2 separate regions of the Homo sapiens genome follow, and region 1 is linked to region 2. A link is a loop called in an ENCODE intact Hi-C map of the cell type or tissue named here. Cell type or tissue: mammary epithelial cell. All regions are shown on one strand.

Region 1 (8,000 bases), 120 kb after region 2:
AAATGGAAGCCTAAACAAATGGCAGTGTTATTGGCTGGTTGTGGCAGACATAAGTTTTTTGTTTGTTTGTTTGTTTTTTGAGATGGAGTCTCACTCTGTCACCAGGCTGTAGTGCAGTGATGTGATCTCAGCTCACTGCAGCCTCCGCCTCCCAGCTTCAAGCGATTCTCCTGCCTCAGCCTCCCGAGTAGCTGGGACTACAGGTGTGTGCCATCAAACCCAGTTAATTGTTTTCTATTTTTAGTACAGACGAGGTTTCACCATGTTGGCCAGGATGGTCTTGATCTCTTGACCTCATGAGCCACTGTGCCCGGCCTGTGTTAGACATAAGTTACTCCATGGGTAGTTGTTGCCTTAGAGCTATAAAATATATGTAACTTGTTTTCTTTGTGCAGTAAGGGTGCCCAGGAGATGGACTGGCTACTCCCATAGTCTTGATTCAGGTACTCTGGCTGTGTTAAGAATAATTTTGTTCAACAGGATAAAGAATTTTGTTCAACATTAAATAGACCAAATTTAAGCCTTACATAGTAACCAGTATGTGAAGACTTAGCTGTAGAAAACTGTCCTGTTTGTAGATAGGCCTGCCTATCTACAAATTGGCAAAAGCAACTTTTTCAAAGATGAGAAATACCTTGGTTTAGAATTTTAAGCATACTTCTGTGTTTTTAAAATGTCATTATTAGGCCGGGCACGGTGGCTCACACCTGTAATCCCAGCACATGGGAGGCCAAGGTGGATGAATCACTTGAGGTCAGGAGTTTGAGACCAACCTGGCCAACATGGTGAAACCCCATCTCTACTAAAAATACAAAAATTAGCTGGGTGTGGTGGCGGGTGCCTGTAATTCCAGCTACTCAGGAGGCTGAGGCAGGAAAATCACTTGAACCCAGGAGTTGGTTGCAGTGAGCCAAGATGGCACCACTGCACTCCAGCCTGGGTGACGGGACAAGACTTGGTTTCTAAAAAATAAAAAATGAAATGAAATGAAATGTCATTGCTCATTTAACAAAACAACTTGTGTTCATTCTCTTCAAACAATATTTTTTGCACACTTATTGTGTGCCACCATTGTGTAAGGAGGTACAAAAATGAATAACAGAATGACAGGTACAAAGATTAATAACCTACATATAACAGATAATCACAATATATTATGGTAAAAGCCACTGGAAATATGTAAAGAGTACTAAGGAGTGCAGAGGAGGAACTGAAATTAATATGAACTAACATGAACAGTGGTAAGTATGTTTCACATACATTGTATCAGGCACTTCTCCTGATTGTTCTGGGAAATGTGGTATTATCTCCTTATCCATTTTATAAATGAAAGACTTAAGGTCCACAAAAATGAAGTAATAAATTATGCAAGATCCAACTTCTAATACTGACCTAAACCTGACTCTTTGGACTTTGTGTGATATGCTCTTTCATTCTACCACAACAATCTCCTGTCATTAAATTTTTTTAAAAATAACAAAAACATTTTATTATTTGATTTTTAAAATGTAATCTAATTTTTTTTTTTTAACTTTGAAGTCTTGATTCAAGTTTTTTTCTCTTTGGATGTTTTTTTTATGTTTTTTGCTACTTGGACAGGCCCCAGTTGCCATTTTGCAGATGGGCCCTTTTTACAAATGAGCTCAATTGAAATGAGAGTAATATATTGAAGAAACTAAGCCAAGTGTGTTTTTATATATTTGTGAGACAGAGTGGCTATTGTATTCTAGTACTTGGGGGGAGAAAGCCTGCTGATTTGGGCTTAACTTACTGTCCTGTCTATCTTTGTTTTCAGAAACAACACAGGACTACATTACAGAACTAATGACACCTAAAGCCATTTCTGTAAACATCCAGCTTCCTCCCTAAGCTTTCCTGGTTGTAACCAGCCTTTAGCAGCTCTCAACCTCCATTCATTCACGTGTTTTTTCATTCATCAGTTTAACAAACAAGAGATGAGAAGGGAAAAGGACAGTAGAAAAGGGTCTTTGGGGACAAAGGGAAGAGTTTAAGAAAAGGCACGGGGCTATAAAACGTGTCATATTCTGGTAATTGTTAGCCATTCTAAAAAGAACTATAAATTTTCTAAATATACATCTTCCTATGCATAAACAGGAAACAACTATTACAGAGTTTAAAAGGCGGCCTTGTCATTAGATAGTAGTTCCTTTTTTTAATACCTCTTATTAAATTCATGCCCTCTGTGACCCAGGTAACATATGATGGAGGAAAGATGAACTGAGATTTTAGATCAACTCATATGACCTCAAAGTGGCAGTGAATTCCTAAATCCTTTTCCCTGTCCTATGCAAGCCCACTGCAGGCCCACTGAAGGACAGAGGCATTAGAAAATATATCTTAGTTCTCAAAAGAATTTCGAGTCTTGATTTCACACTGTTTTCTTCTTTCATTCATATAGTTGTGCCACATCTCTATGTCAGAAGTAGTTGATATTCAAAGAAGGCTGCTGATCTAACTTTTAGCAAGTCGGCAATATCCATTGGGCAGGTATCTTTGTTTTGATTATTGATGTATATATAGGTGCCTAGAACAGCTCCTTAAACATAGTAGATGCTCATAAATACTTGTCAGATGAACAAATTTATTCAGTGCTTATGATGGGACAAACAGTGCATTGTGTCCTGGATGTAGAGTAGTGAGCAATACAGACCCAGGCCTGGTCACTGTACAGCATTCCAAGTGGGTAGTTTTCAGAACTGTTTGCTTTATAGCAAAGTGATAGTAATTCTCTTTTAGAGGTAGGTAAAATGAATCATGTAGATAATGGTAATGAATTATTATTAAGGTATTATAGCATATCTTAAAATGCTTTATTTTATTAGGGCATTTAAGAGAAAATGGTAATAGTTACTTAAAATACATATATGAATTATATACCCCAGTGCCTTTTTTGTTGCTGTTATTTTACCTTTGTGTAGTCTCTATATCATTACTGGTTTTTTTTTTTTGTGCTATGTTATATCTTAGTTGGGAATTTCCATGTTTTATTCCTAATCAAAAATCTTTAATATTGTTGTTTTAAAACAGAATTCATGTACTTCTGACAGGATTTAATTAGCAAAATTATTCTTTTTTTCCTCTGTATTTTAAGAAATTGAAGTACTATTAGGTATTGGGAAAATATGGCAATTTTTAAGGCAATCCAAATAAAAGCCATATGAGACTCTACGTGGTCTGGTCTAGGAAGTCACAAATTTGGTGAGTATCAAAATGAACTGGTATGACATTTGCTAAGCAGGTGGTAAATGTCAAAAATTTGTCTACTAGCCCAGGATGGCCTATATGCCTCAAGTCTTGAGAACCACTGTGTCTCTAGGGTAATCATCTGAAATGCCTTTCATCTGTTTCCCGAGTTGTTTCTCAGACTAAACCCTGTATAGAAACCTTCACTCTGAGACCACACTGAAAACACATCTGCACTTAAGAATGTGGATTTTAAACACTGTGTGTGTTGCATGCACATAAATTATATTTAAGAGAATCTGTTTTTATAGCAGATCCTTGATATTCATCAGGATGCATTCTAAACTTCCCACCAATAGCAAAATCACTTGAATATTGTATGATAATGGTATTTAAGTAAGAAAAGAGTAAAAGTCATTTTTGCACATTTTTCAGAAATCACTTTCATATTTAAAAAGTTTAATAACCCAGATCAGTCTTTTTTCTTTTTTTTTTTTTTAACTTTAAATGTTTATATTATACTTAAATTATTAAATTACCTCCAGCATTCAATCTTTGCAAGAAATCCAAGTCAGTCATTTAATGGGTAGACTATGTGCAGGAAGCATAGTGTTACTGGAGACTTTCACACATACCTTCTGTCTTTGCATTATGAGAATCAGAACATCCACTAAAAGCCTAGCTCTTTATTAGGGAAAGGTAGCAATCAAATAGAGCATTGCTGAATGTGTGCCAAAGTGAGTGCAGGGAGAATGAGCAGGCTCTGTCACATCCTTACCCTGGGGCCAAATGCTGCCCAAGTTTTCTCGGTTCATGTCAGGCCAGGTTTGGGGTGCTTTCTTTGGTCTTTCAGTGACCCCAGCAGGATCCAGAGAACACCCTGGCCTAGGCATTTGGCTCAATGCCAGGACACCTTTCATGTTTGAGTTGAGCTATGGAGAATTCACCTTAGAACAGAGCAAACTCCCTAGGCAAGACTTCTGTGAGCACTCTACATTCAACAATAGACACCATTCTCAGTGATTACCAAGAATTCAATTACACATCCTTCTCAACAGTGAAGCACTGCATCTTTAACATCAAAGCATGGCTTTGTGTTTGTTCATCACTCATCCTTTATGAATACTTCCTTTATATGTCTGCATGTAAATGTGCCTATAATATATATGTGTATGGGATGTAACTATGGACCAATAAGGCTCTTTAAAAGACACCCCAGAAATGTATGAATGCCACCTTCTTCTAAGCACAGAGACTTTTAAAATTTATGATATATTGTTTTACAGGAAAAAATAAGGTAAGTTAAAATGATATAATTTGGGTCTTCTTTTCCTATTTAAAATACATCTAAGTTTGAAAATTAGTATCAGTGTAGGATTTGGCAGAATAAAGATCCGCCTAAAGATCCTCTGGATTGGAGTTATCTCTGAGATCTGGTCAGAGATATCTTAGAAACCCAGCCCAGTAAGGGAGAGAGCAGCCTCTCGAGGCTTGGTGCCCTGGTGATTTCAGGACTAGAGGATAGGAGAAGACAAGGAGCAAATGGATCTAAACGCTTTAAGGAATAATGCAAAGATTAAAAGGTTAATAGCCCCTATATCCAGGATCACCTTGAGTGGTTCTCTGGTTATTTCAGTGGTCTCCTTTGTTCCACTGAAATGGTCTTCTGGGTTCTACCATATGAGCCATACAAGAAAATCTCTATTTTTTATTTTTTGTTTGCTTTTTTAAAATTAAAAAATTGTACATTCCATGCTTGGTCATTCATTTCATTAGGAATTTGTCTAAGAACTATAGGTATGTGCTTGTTTCACCCATCCATTTATTCTTATATTCAATATGGATTGATGGAGCATCTAATTCCATAAGCCTGGTAAATAAAATGTACTCTTTAGAATAAAACATCTTTCATCACCTGAGGGTATTGACAAGAATATGCCAAGGATTCTAAAGCCAGATGCCAGAAGAATTCCAAAAAGATTGTGGACATCACTTGGAATAAATACATAGCACAGAGCTTCACCAGGAGACTATATTTGTACGTGTATTTTCAACCTAAACATTCCGGAACGAACGTGTATAGATTCCATATCCTGGTGATGGTGGTGGTGGTGGTGGTGTGTGTGTGTGTGTGTGTGTGTGTTTTCAATTTGAGCAGTCTATTAACCACATGTAAGTAGCTAGAGGCAGGAGAGGGAGAGGAATGTGCGGAAATGCATTTGACTTGGGATGTCTCATTTTCCAGAATCCCTGCCAAGGGCTGGCAAGCCCAGAAAGGCAGAGGCTGGCACCATTCCCTGCCACTCTCCGCCCTCTATGGTATACCCCATCAGACGCCTGTTGTAGGCGTGACCTAGATTCCCTAGCTGATGCCTGGGACCAGCAGGGCCCATTGCATTTTTTTTTTTTCTGTGTTTCCTCATCTCTTCATCTCAAGTCTTGCTCAGCCATTAAGTTAAAGAAATGCTCCAAAGGTCTGTGCCAAAATGTGTCTGCCCTTGTTCTTAGTGGCACAAGCCCGACTGTCAGTTGACAGGTGGGCACACCACCTGGGGAACAGTTAGCTTCCCATACCAGATGGAGTTTTACTGGTCCAGGAGAAGGCCCACAACTGGGTTGCTGGAACAGATGCTCTGCAGACAGTCTCTGGATCTGTTTTCTTCCTCCTCCCCATGCCCCACCTTTGCTTACTGCATATGAGCAGTGCCCTGTAGGACTGCTACAGACTACAGCTCTGTAGCATTATAGGAGACTTCTAAGCTAAAATTTCTTTACCGACCTTATGTTTGAGTAACATTCTCCAGCCCTTCAAAACCTGAGAAATAAAGTCTCTGAAAACAGAGATATGTATAACTATGGAATTTGAATAGTGACCTTAAAAAACATAGGTTATGAAAACATTTATATTAGCATTTGCCAAAAGGTTGTTTGGCTGGTCTTGGGAGTGTTGACACTTTAATTGCGTTTCTCGCCTCTCAATAGCACAATTTAGATTAAATCTAATTATGGTAGATGGTAGTACATAAAAGTAGTACCTTTTAGATTTCCAAAGTGTGGAAGAAAAAGATTTTCCCCATGGTCTGATATATATTCTTGTTTTATTGCAAATAATTGAAGAAAAGTGAAAGTAGATTCCTCTGGTTTTCAACCTAGTACTTAAAAATTTTAGAGGAAATTTAATCTGGAGAAACTCTTGTTTTTTACATAAGAAAATACCAGTGTTTTCAGTCATTCCTTTCAGCCATAAAACATCTGTATTGTGACAAATGACTCATCAATTTTAGTGAAAGGAGTCTAATCTCAGCCCTAAGCGTGATGTCTTGTTATAGCCCCTTGTGGTTGTGTTGTGCATATTTCTTGCTAAGTAGTGTTTGTAGAAGTATGTGTACTTTCATTTAAAAGAGAGTCCCATGGCAAGCTTCTTTTCCTTAGCATTCCAAGGATTTTATAATTATCCTTTTTTATCTTTCCTTTTCCTATCCTCCTCTCTCCCTCCTCCTTTCCTTCTTTCCCTTTCTTTCCTTTCTTCCTTCTTCCTTTTCTGTGATATATAAAAAATGTATAATGTATGGAACATGTGTATGTAGTTTAAAGAGTAGTATTAGAGCAAATGGCAATGTCTCCACTACCCACATTAAGAAATAGAAATAGAAAACTCCCTGTGCTGTATTATTCTCTGAGCCCCTCATTTTCATGCATCCTCTACCTCCCACCTAGAAGTAACCACTGCCTTGAATTTTGTGTTGCCTGTTTCTTTTTTTTTGCTTTTCAATACTTCTGCCACCCATATATACATCTCCAAATAATATATGTAATAGCCATCTTATATTTTTAACTTTATATAAATTGGGAATCATGCTAAATGCATTCTTCTGTGGTCTTCTATTTTTGTTCATTATTATTTTGAGATTCATCCATACTCATCTCTGAGGCTATGGTTTATTCGTCTTTATTGCTGTGTAATATTCCATCATATTGAGTGTATCACAATTGATTTATTCATTCTACTGTTGATGGACATTTGGGTTGGTTTCATTATTTGGACATTACAAACACTGATGCTGTGAATGTTAATGAATGTAACATTTGTATATGTACAACCATTTCTCAATGGTATGTACCTAAGAATAGAAAGAGTTATAGGGTATATGCATATCCAACCTTATTAGGTACTACCAAGAAGTTTCCCAGAGTAGATAAGAATTTCCATTTGTTTATATCCTTATCAGTATATGGTATTATCTGGGTTTTAAAATTTTGCAAATCTTTGTGCATAAAGTGACATTTTCTAATTGTTGCTATAAAATACAAGAAATATACATTCGTATGTTGGTTTTTGTAGCCAGAAAACCTAGACTTTTAATCCTTTTGATTCATTTGAATATAATATTAATACATGCCTGCACATATTAAATTCATTAGCAGATGAAAATTTCTTTCATCCTTTTCATGTCTTATTTTGATTACTTTTTCTTGTCTACCTACATTGACTGGTATCTCCTGGACAATTTTGAATAGGATTGGTGACAGAAAGTGTTCCTGACTTCCTCTGGCTTACAAAAGGAGTGCTTTCAACATTTTTCCTTTAAGTGTGATGTTTTCTGTGGGATATTTACTTATTTAAATAGATAAATGCCTTTAATCTCGTAGTAGGTAAAAAACTTTTTTATAAAAGATATCCTTTTCTATTGTGAAGTGAATTTTATTATGAATGGATGAGGAAGTTTATCAAATGCTTTTCCATAATTATGGGGAGGATTATGTGATTTTTTTCCTATTAATAGTAACTATTAATG
Region 2 (8,000 bases):
ACACACCCCATCTTCTTGAGTGGTTTCTCAAATTGTAGGATTTGAAAGAAATAAAGGAAAGAAAGGAAAAAGAAAAATCCCTTAAGTAAGAGGACAAAGGAATGCTCTCATAACTGGGCTGGAATTGGAGTTTGTGTTTCATTTAAAATGACAAATCAGCAAATCCCTCTTCAACTATGTTACATCAAGGTGAATTTTCCCTTCATTCTGGGCTTTGGACACAATTTGCCTGGACATCTTCCCAGGAAAGCCCCTGTGTAAAACCCCTATTAAAGCAAAGTCATCATAAAATCATTTCATTTCCATAATGCTTGTCTTCTGACCTGTGTGAAATGTACCACAACTCTTGAGGTACGTATTTTGAGTCCTAACATACAAGAAAGTTGTTAGTTGTTCTTAACTAGCAAGAAAATTAAAAGTGAACACAAAATTCTCGTATATGCCCAAACTGTGATACAGATTGAAGATAAAAGGTGGAGATTCTTTCCTTCCATATGGTGAAGCAATTTGGGGAAAGAGAAATTAGACTTTCGGCAGAAAGAAAATGTCAGATTTTTTTGGCGGGGGTTGGGGAAGTGTTTTTCACTCCCTAAATTCTGGAATTTTATTCAGAATTAAAGGGAAAAAAAAAAGACACATGTCTACTGATTTCACTCTTAGGACTTATCTATCTTAGTGCCAGGACGAGAGTCGGCACTGCGGATCTCACCACGGCAAAGGGGGTGCTTTAGGAGGACTGCACAATTTATTGGTCACCATGAATTAGTTCCCAGTAAATTATACAACACACATTGTCTCTTATCTCTTGCTAGGGGACACTGCTGATTTCAGAGATAAATGGGATTGACTGTTTAATTTCACTAGTAAACAAACTTGTAGGAAAGTGGAACTAGCATGCGGCGTCCGAAGGTCTCTTAGTACCATGAAACATAGGATGAGTGTGAAGGTGCTTATTATATTAAAAAATTAAGGTGATTATCATATTTAAAAAATCAAGCAAGAAGAATGTTTCTAACTTAAGACCAGTAATAGCTGCATTTAATGCCAGAATTTTCCAAGGAAATGAAACAGGTCAAACAGAAACTTCGGTGAAGACGTGCTCTGGGGAGAAACCAGCTGAATAAAGTTCAGTAGCTGACTCCACTTAGATTAAACCATTGACTCTGGAAAGCTGTATATCTCTTTAGAAGTTTCTATTTTTCCTTCTTTCATCCACAGGAAAAGCAAACAAAACAGAGGTGGGGGAGGGGAGTGGAGATAAATAAATCACGTTCATATGCTAGGTCAATTTTTAAGCCAATTTTGATCTTTATGGTAAAGTATTTTCCACATCTGCCAACCACAAGTGTCTACATATGGTAACAGGTAACTTTCTTTAGTACTATATAATCTGTGAGACATAAATAACTAGGCATTGTAATTGTATGGCAGTTACCCTACAGTTGAAAGAGTTACATGATTATTAGTAACCCATAAAATAAGGTGGTAGTGTTTTTTTTAAATAATCTGTTATAGGAATTTCTTGTTTCCATACTTTTCTTAAAGACTGTAAATAATCTTGTTATGCTCTGACATTCAGCAAGTCATTGCAAAGAAATATGTTTATTCCTTCAAGATACCACTAGATTATCCATTTCAAGAAATGAATATTAAATATGGAAGGACACATTTTGTCCTTTTCATTTTAGTTCTAGATTTTGCCATATGGTTGCCCATGGCTTTTAAAGAACAGTTAGTATCAGGAATGAACTTTTTAGCCACAACATTTCTGTGATTTTTGGAAGTGTGATTTTTGGAAATTCTTAAAAACCACATTTTGAAATATTGGTAGTTACTGTTGTCATTCTGTTTCTTTTCTTTTTCCCCCTTTCTTTCTCCGTCTCTCTTTTTTGTGACCAGTGCCTCTTCTCACAGATAAACCAGTATGATACAGACTTTTTGTGTTTAAAAACAAAACCTAGACTTACAAAAAAAGTTCCCAAATAACTTGTATTTAATTAGTATGTAATTTATTTAATTAGTTCCCTGTCTCTTTCTTTGCAGTGATTGTCTTGATTTCTAGTTCTAGTTTTAAAACAAGGAAAGTTTTAGGCCTTTCTTGATTCAACTCATGTTGTCCATAGCACACCTCACTGTCCCTACCAAAGAAAGGCATTGAATTTGAGATTTGATGCATTTTAGTCTTTTTTTTCTTCCACCCTGATCTTCTATATATGGCTGCTTTGCAAAACAGTTTTGTGCAAGCAGACATGACTTAACTCCATTCCCTACATAGAGAACTATTCAACTTTACTTTTATGTGTTTTGAATACTGCCTCATGTGAGACTGTGACAGCAATAAAGTATGCATGGCCAACCTTATTTTAATAGCGAAAGAGAGCTGCTTTTAATTAATAAGTGGATCTCTTTATGTCTGGGGTTTTCAGTTTATTTTGTGGTTCCTTGGAGTTCTTCAATTATGTGGCCTAAAAGGGCTATGTTAGTGCCGACTAAATCCTTTTTAAAATCTGTCATTTACATGTTTTCTGTCTGTAACCTGTTTTCAGATTACTGTCTTAAAAAAAAAAAAAACAGCAGTAGCAGTTTTTCCGTAAAACGTTAAAATCCATAGACCAAAATTATATATATATTTTACATTATTAATGGGATGCAGCATCCATGTACAAAATTAGAAGACTAGCTGTGCTCTTCAGCTGCTCCATCACATAGGTTAAAGAGTCTTTATATTGCATATTTCCCCACTCAACATCTACTTTTAAGTTACAAAACTGATAGAACTTGTGTAAAGCATCTACTTGGTATCTTGAGCATTATAGAAGGTGTGCAATGGCTCTTCCTGCTGGTGATGCCATTGCCGTCTTTGGTATGTATAGAATTTTACTGAGTTCTGTCAAATCTGGGATGTCAGTGTGCCCCACGACTTCCCCACCAACTAAACCCTAAGGGGTTTTTATGCTACCGCGGGAATCCAGTGCCAGACTTGGACCCACAGTGACCCCAAATAAAGTGATTCCTGGGTGGTAATATGGATGCTTTATGATTGACATACACATAAATACATCCAATCTTGCTTATGAAATTTTGTGATCTGCTTTTGTCATTAGAGGATATAGTGAATCTAATTCTGCATCGGGGATACGGGATACAGTGTATTACTGCATTGAAGGAGATTTGTCTGTAGGAGCATGAGCATTCTGTAGCAATAGGCATAGCCGTCTTCTCGGCTGGATGTTAGTTACTAGGAAGTATTCATTGTGTGGGTCACTATATTTTAACAACTCAAAATTTTTTAAAAAAACCATGCTCTTTTTGAATAGAAAGAGAGAAAATATTAAGTCTTTAAAAGTCAGAGGTAAAACCGTGGCCAATCTGAATGTTACTTCTTTCTGGTTACTTGAACAGTGTCTCTCTGAAGTCTTCCTTGGGTCAGACACAAATAAATGGGAGGTTGCTCTTGGAAACACTCCCTAGGCACTGGTAAAAGTTGTCGGTAGATGGCAGTACTGTTCTACTACAACATTTTTTAATCCCTGCAAATACTGCCTAACATTTCATTCCCAGTCTTAATTTTGAAAATGCTTGATTAGTTACATTAAGCAATGTTTGGGTGATTTTTTTTCCCCCTTTTAAACTTAACAGAATTATAGCCACAGCCTGAAAGAAAGCCATTACTGGTAGACAACAAATTCTTAGTCGTAATTTAGTCCAACATAGAGAATGACATACCGATTTTTAATTATATTTGTAAAATGGCTATATAAATATATAAAATGGTTAACAATAATGATTATAATTTCTCACTTAAACTTTGCATCAGTGTTTTTTCCTCTAATTCTACCGAGGGTAACATCTGATCGTTACGGTGAATCATCTGAGATGTACATTTCTATGAACATGTTTATTTCTTTTTACCCCTACAGGTCTACATGTATGCCTTGCAAATGGAATACTTTTGAACTCTGCTAAGATATCTTGGCATATACAACTAACTTGTAGATGAAGAAAGCTAATATCTCTACAGTTTTTATTTGGAAAGTCAGGGAATAACGCTATCCTTAGGGAAGGGTGGTTTACCTTCTTATATTAGTTTTTTGCAGGTCCCTTAGGAACATGCATTACAGAAAAATAGGCTGCTCTTCTGTTTGTCTTTGTGATTCAGATTATAATAATTAACTCTCTAGGCTAAATATAACTAACGATCTGTGATCATCATTTAAAATGGAATCTTTCACAGTAAATTTGCAATTGGTATATTTCCTGAACTTCTCTTATTTTAAGATATTTTTAGGGAAGATTTCATATAGGATGGGAGGTGAAATTGGTAGTGTTTTCTCCCTTTTTAAAAAAAAAAAAAAAGAAAAGCATTGTCTTACTAAAATTCCATTGGAAAAGATAAATATATTTTGTTTTACAAAATACTTTGGGAGGATAAATCTTCCTTTTAAATCGAACTGAATTTTAAGAAAACTGTGGCTTAACTGTTTATCTCGTTTTCCTATTTCTTTACCTAATTTCTATCTAGAATTGTAAAATGATTGATTAGAGACTTAATCTGGCTTTTGTTTTTACCTTAAACTATTTAAAAAACTAAAATGTAATGTTAATGTTTTTTGTTCTCTATTGTCTTTAAAGGCATTAGCAGGTAGAATAGAAAGAGATAAAACATCTGGGTAGTCTAAGTAGATGGGTTCTGTTTCAGTTATCATTTTATGCTTAACTTGTACGGGTCTAAGGTATATACATTCTCTTAACTACTGTATAAACTAGAAATTTGCAGCATAAGCCACAACCTGTGCTAGCTGAAGCACTTAGTTACAGCATGTAATTCCCAACAGATTTTTCTGTTATATTTTTTTACTCACCCTCCATGGAATGATTAGTACATTTTGGGGATTTAATTAGGTGTGTGTGTGTGTGTGTGTACACATACATATACATATACCCATAATATAGAGACAACTATTATAACTGCTATAAAATAAAATGTGCTGGTGGGAATTTGCGCATAGCTTATGCTGAGTATGTGGAAATTTGGGATATAACATATGCAGTGTCTCCCAGCAAACAGAGATAAGTATAGTAATAACAAATTTATAAGATATTTGTTAGTTATGTTCTTCCATCAGATACTGATAGACAATATAAGCCAGCCAAGAAGCACATGAGTCAAAGTTACTTTAGAAGTACACAGTGGAATAACACCCCCGTGTAGTAAGAACTTTGTTTCCTTGAGAAGTTTGGATCACAGGGTGGTGAGGATGAAACCACTGCCTCTATGATTTGCAATTGAAGTGATGCTGTTGAGTGATACTTTTTGAAAGAGTAGCTTAAAGTTTTGAAGGAGTAACATATTTACTGAAAAATTTCTGTCAAAGTGAAATTCTAGAGACTAGTATTCATTTATGCCTGTTAAATATTTGCGAGAAGTAAAGTTTCTTCGTGTTTGACTTACAATAGATTTCTCAAGCAATGTTTCTCTCCAGCCAGCTATAGGATGAGGGTGGACAAAAAAAATTGGCTTTGTTTCTATTTTATGCACAGCCAGACTTGCTCTTATGTTTGTAATATTTAAAGGAGTTCAATAGGAGGCCCTTGATTCTTTGATCTAATGCCACAGTGCAGTTTAATGAGAAAGGTTTTTAATATTGTATGCAATATTGAAAATTTGTGCCAGCTCAGACCAATATAATGTAATGTTAGATTTACACCTTGGATCCATTCTTTTATTTCTTGTCATGAATCCACTCCCCCAGCCCCCCACCCCTGACTGAAACAGGTAATTACAAAGGTCTTCAGATCAATTTTTGTAAAGGGGCACCCTGACGGGTACCATGACTGAAGTGTGACATGAGCCTTTTCCAATACAATGGGTGGCCTAACATTCCTCTGGAAGCCCAAGCTCATTAAATATTCAGTTCCTTTTTCCCCCCCTCCCCCCTTCGCGCACTTAGCTTGAGTCGCACTAAGTCTGGGGTTTCTTCGCTGAAGACTTAGGAAAATTGCTTCGAGTTCTCAGATTGAATTTTTTATGTGTATGACTTCATGATAGCATTAGCATGTGCTTTGATCCATGTGTGAATGGCGCTGGGTCGGCGCTTATTGCCATATCCAGATGGTGTTACAGGGAACAAACAGTTGTGTTTTAGGATTTCTCAATAGACTGTCTAGACTGGCCGTGCAGCAGACAGATACAGCCACCCATCAAATTAGCGTTTGTCAGATTTATGGTAATGGTTCACCAAAGCCTTCCTGTCATTGACATTAAGATTTACGCCTCCAAAGTTATTTTGTCTTCCACAGAATATAGCTTGTGATTGCTTGGATTTAAAAAAAAAAAACTTTAAGACAGAAAAGTCTTGTTGAATGTGAGCTGTTTCTGAATGAAAAGAAAAATATAAAAGGCATTAAACAGTGGCTGCGGCTTAGGAGCAGTATTGATTAGGGAAAGGCCTCCTCCCCACCCCCAAGCCCCCTCAAGTGATAAGAAGGATGTTCTGCTCTGGCTGGTGTCTCCCATTTGCCCTTGTTGGAAAGAAAAACACGTATGTGGGTGACTATGGCCAGATTTTGCCCTTTCATGTTGTTACTCTGGAGTAACGTGATCTGCTGCCCCAACGCGGTGGGAATAACCTTTTGACAGGCAGTATGTCCATTCTCAGTGGAAATGTTTTCCCAAGTCTGGCCAGGCTGCCTTTGATCATACCTCCTTCCAATGTGGGGTCACAGCTACTATGCTATGCAAGAGTCACAGGTTCCTGCAAGGAAAGTGAGAGACATGAGGGTTTAAAATAAATAAATAAATATGACCCAAACCTTCTTAAGTTCTCAATCATTGAAATGAAGTCAGAAGAATGGAAATGGCCACAGGAAGTGTTCAGGACGTTTCGTGTTAAACATGGTGTGCGTCTTTTTGTGTAAGTGGGTCAAGCAATGCATTTCACACATTTTCGTGTAATGCGGCTTAGTAGTGAGGGTGCATCTCATCCTGGACACGCTGAGGCATGTCGGAAAATGTGTTTTCCTATTGTATGTTGGTGCAAATGACAAATGGTGAAGAGGCTGGGAGCTGATGAAAATGCTGAGATGGCCACAGAGGACAATATGTAGGGAAAAAAGCTTTGCGGAGGTGAAAAGCTCCAGCATTTTTCAAAGGAAGTTCTTTCATCTGTCTGAGAATGGGCATTTGGGGAAACTCCTGCTAACCCCTTTGGTATGTCAGGATTGAGAACTGCTGCCTGTTCTAGTACAGGGCAGAATCTTTGCAGAATTTTTACTGGAAAGATATCTCTTATCTACTCCAGTGGCTGTAGCAAAGTTATATCAGTTAGTGAATAAAGTATTCTCTATTAAATGTGCTGGAGCTGAAGGCTTCTTATTAACCTGCAGCAGCCCCTGCATCTCTGGGTAGTGGTCCTTCTATCAAGCCCCCTTCCTTCCTTCTCTCCTTTTTTCCCCCCTTCCATCTCTTCCTCCTTTCCTTCCTTTCTTTTTTGCTCTTGCCATACAGTAATCATTTGATTACTCTGTTTGGGACTGCTATTTTGGCCTGTTTTAAAAGACTTCTCTCTCATATATGTGTTCAAATTTAGTCGTAAGTATATCTGATAAGTTGTAGCAAAAACAATTGTTGCTCAACTAAATTAAATCTCAAAAGATTACATTTTTTCCAAACAATAAACTGATGGATTTTTTCAGTTTTGTCCATCTTCAAATCTTTGAATATTGGGTTAATGGTACTAAGTTAAAATAATTTTCTGCACTAATTTCTTGGAGTGTTAGAGCTTTCACTTAGTTTGTGGTATTTTTTTGGATAAATTATGACCCATTTATTGAAGATTTTTATTATCTCTGCTATATGGATATAAAACTGGAAGACTTCTCAAAAAAATATGGGAACATTTTTGCTAAACAAAATTTTCCTCCAGAACGTTCTCTCCCTCTCCCTTCCTGCCTCTCTTCTTGTCTTCCTTCTTTATTCCTGTTTTCCTCAAACTGCTAAA

Evidence for each region. Hi-C counts contacts between places; a loop is a spot of excess contacts. Peaks named below come from ENCODE experiments on the same cell type or tissue, not always from the same donor. Only the 100,000 strongest peaks of a DNase experiment are listed, where the experiment ranks them.
Region 1: it touches region 2 in a loop (10-fold over the local background); 9 of 110 quality-filtered maps call a loop at or near these places.

The regions. Positions count from the first base shown.
Region 1 is chr5:54,089,395-54,097,394 of GRCh38, reverse strand. The region is part of intron 4 of ARL15 (ARF like GTPase 15); the gene reads left to right. Among named protein-coding and RNA genes, the nearest start is that of MIR581, 140 kb to the right of the region's middle. In mammary epithelial cell, a CTCF peak has its summit at 6,543; DNase peaks (open chromatin) are centred at 4,054 and 5,454; H3K27ac peaks cover 706 bases.
Region 2 is chr5:54,213,557-54,221,556 of GRCh38, reverse strand. The region is part of intron 1 of ARL15 (ARF like GTPase 15); the gene reads left to right. Among named protein-coding and RNA genes, the nearest start is that of ARL15, 93 kb to the left of the region's middle. In mammary epithelial cell, a CTCF peak has its summit at 3,492 (motif pointing right); no DNase peak of the experiment used is centred here.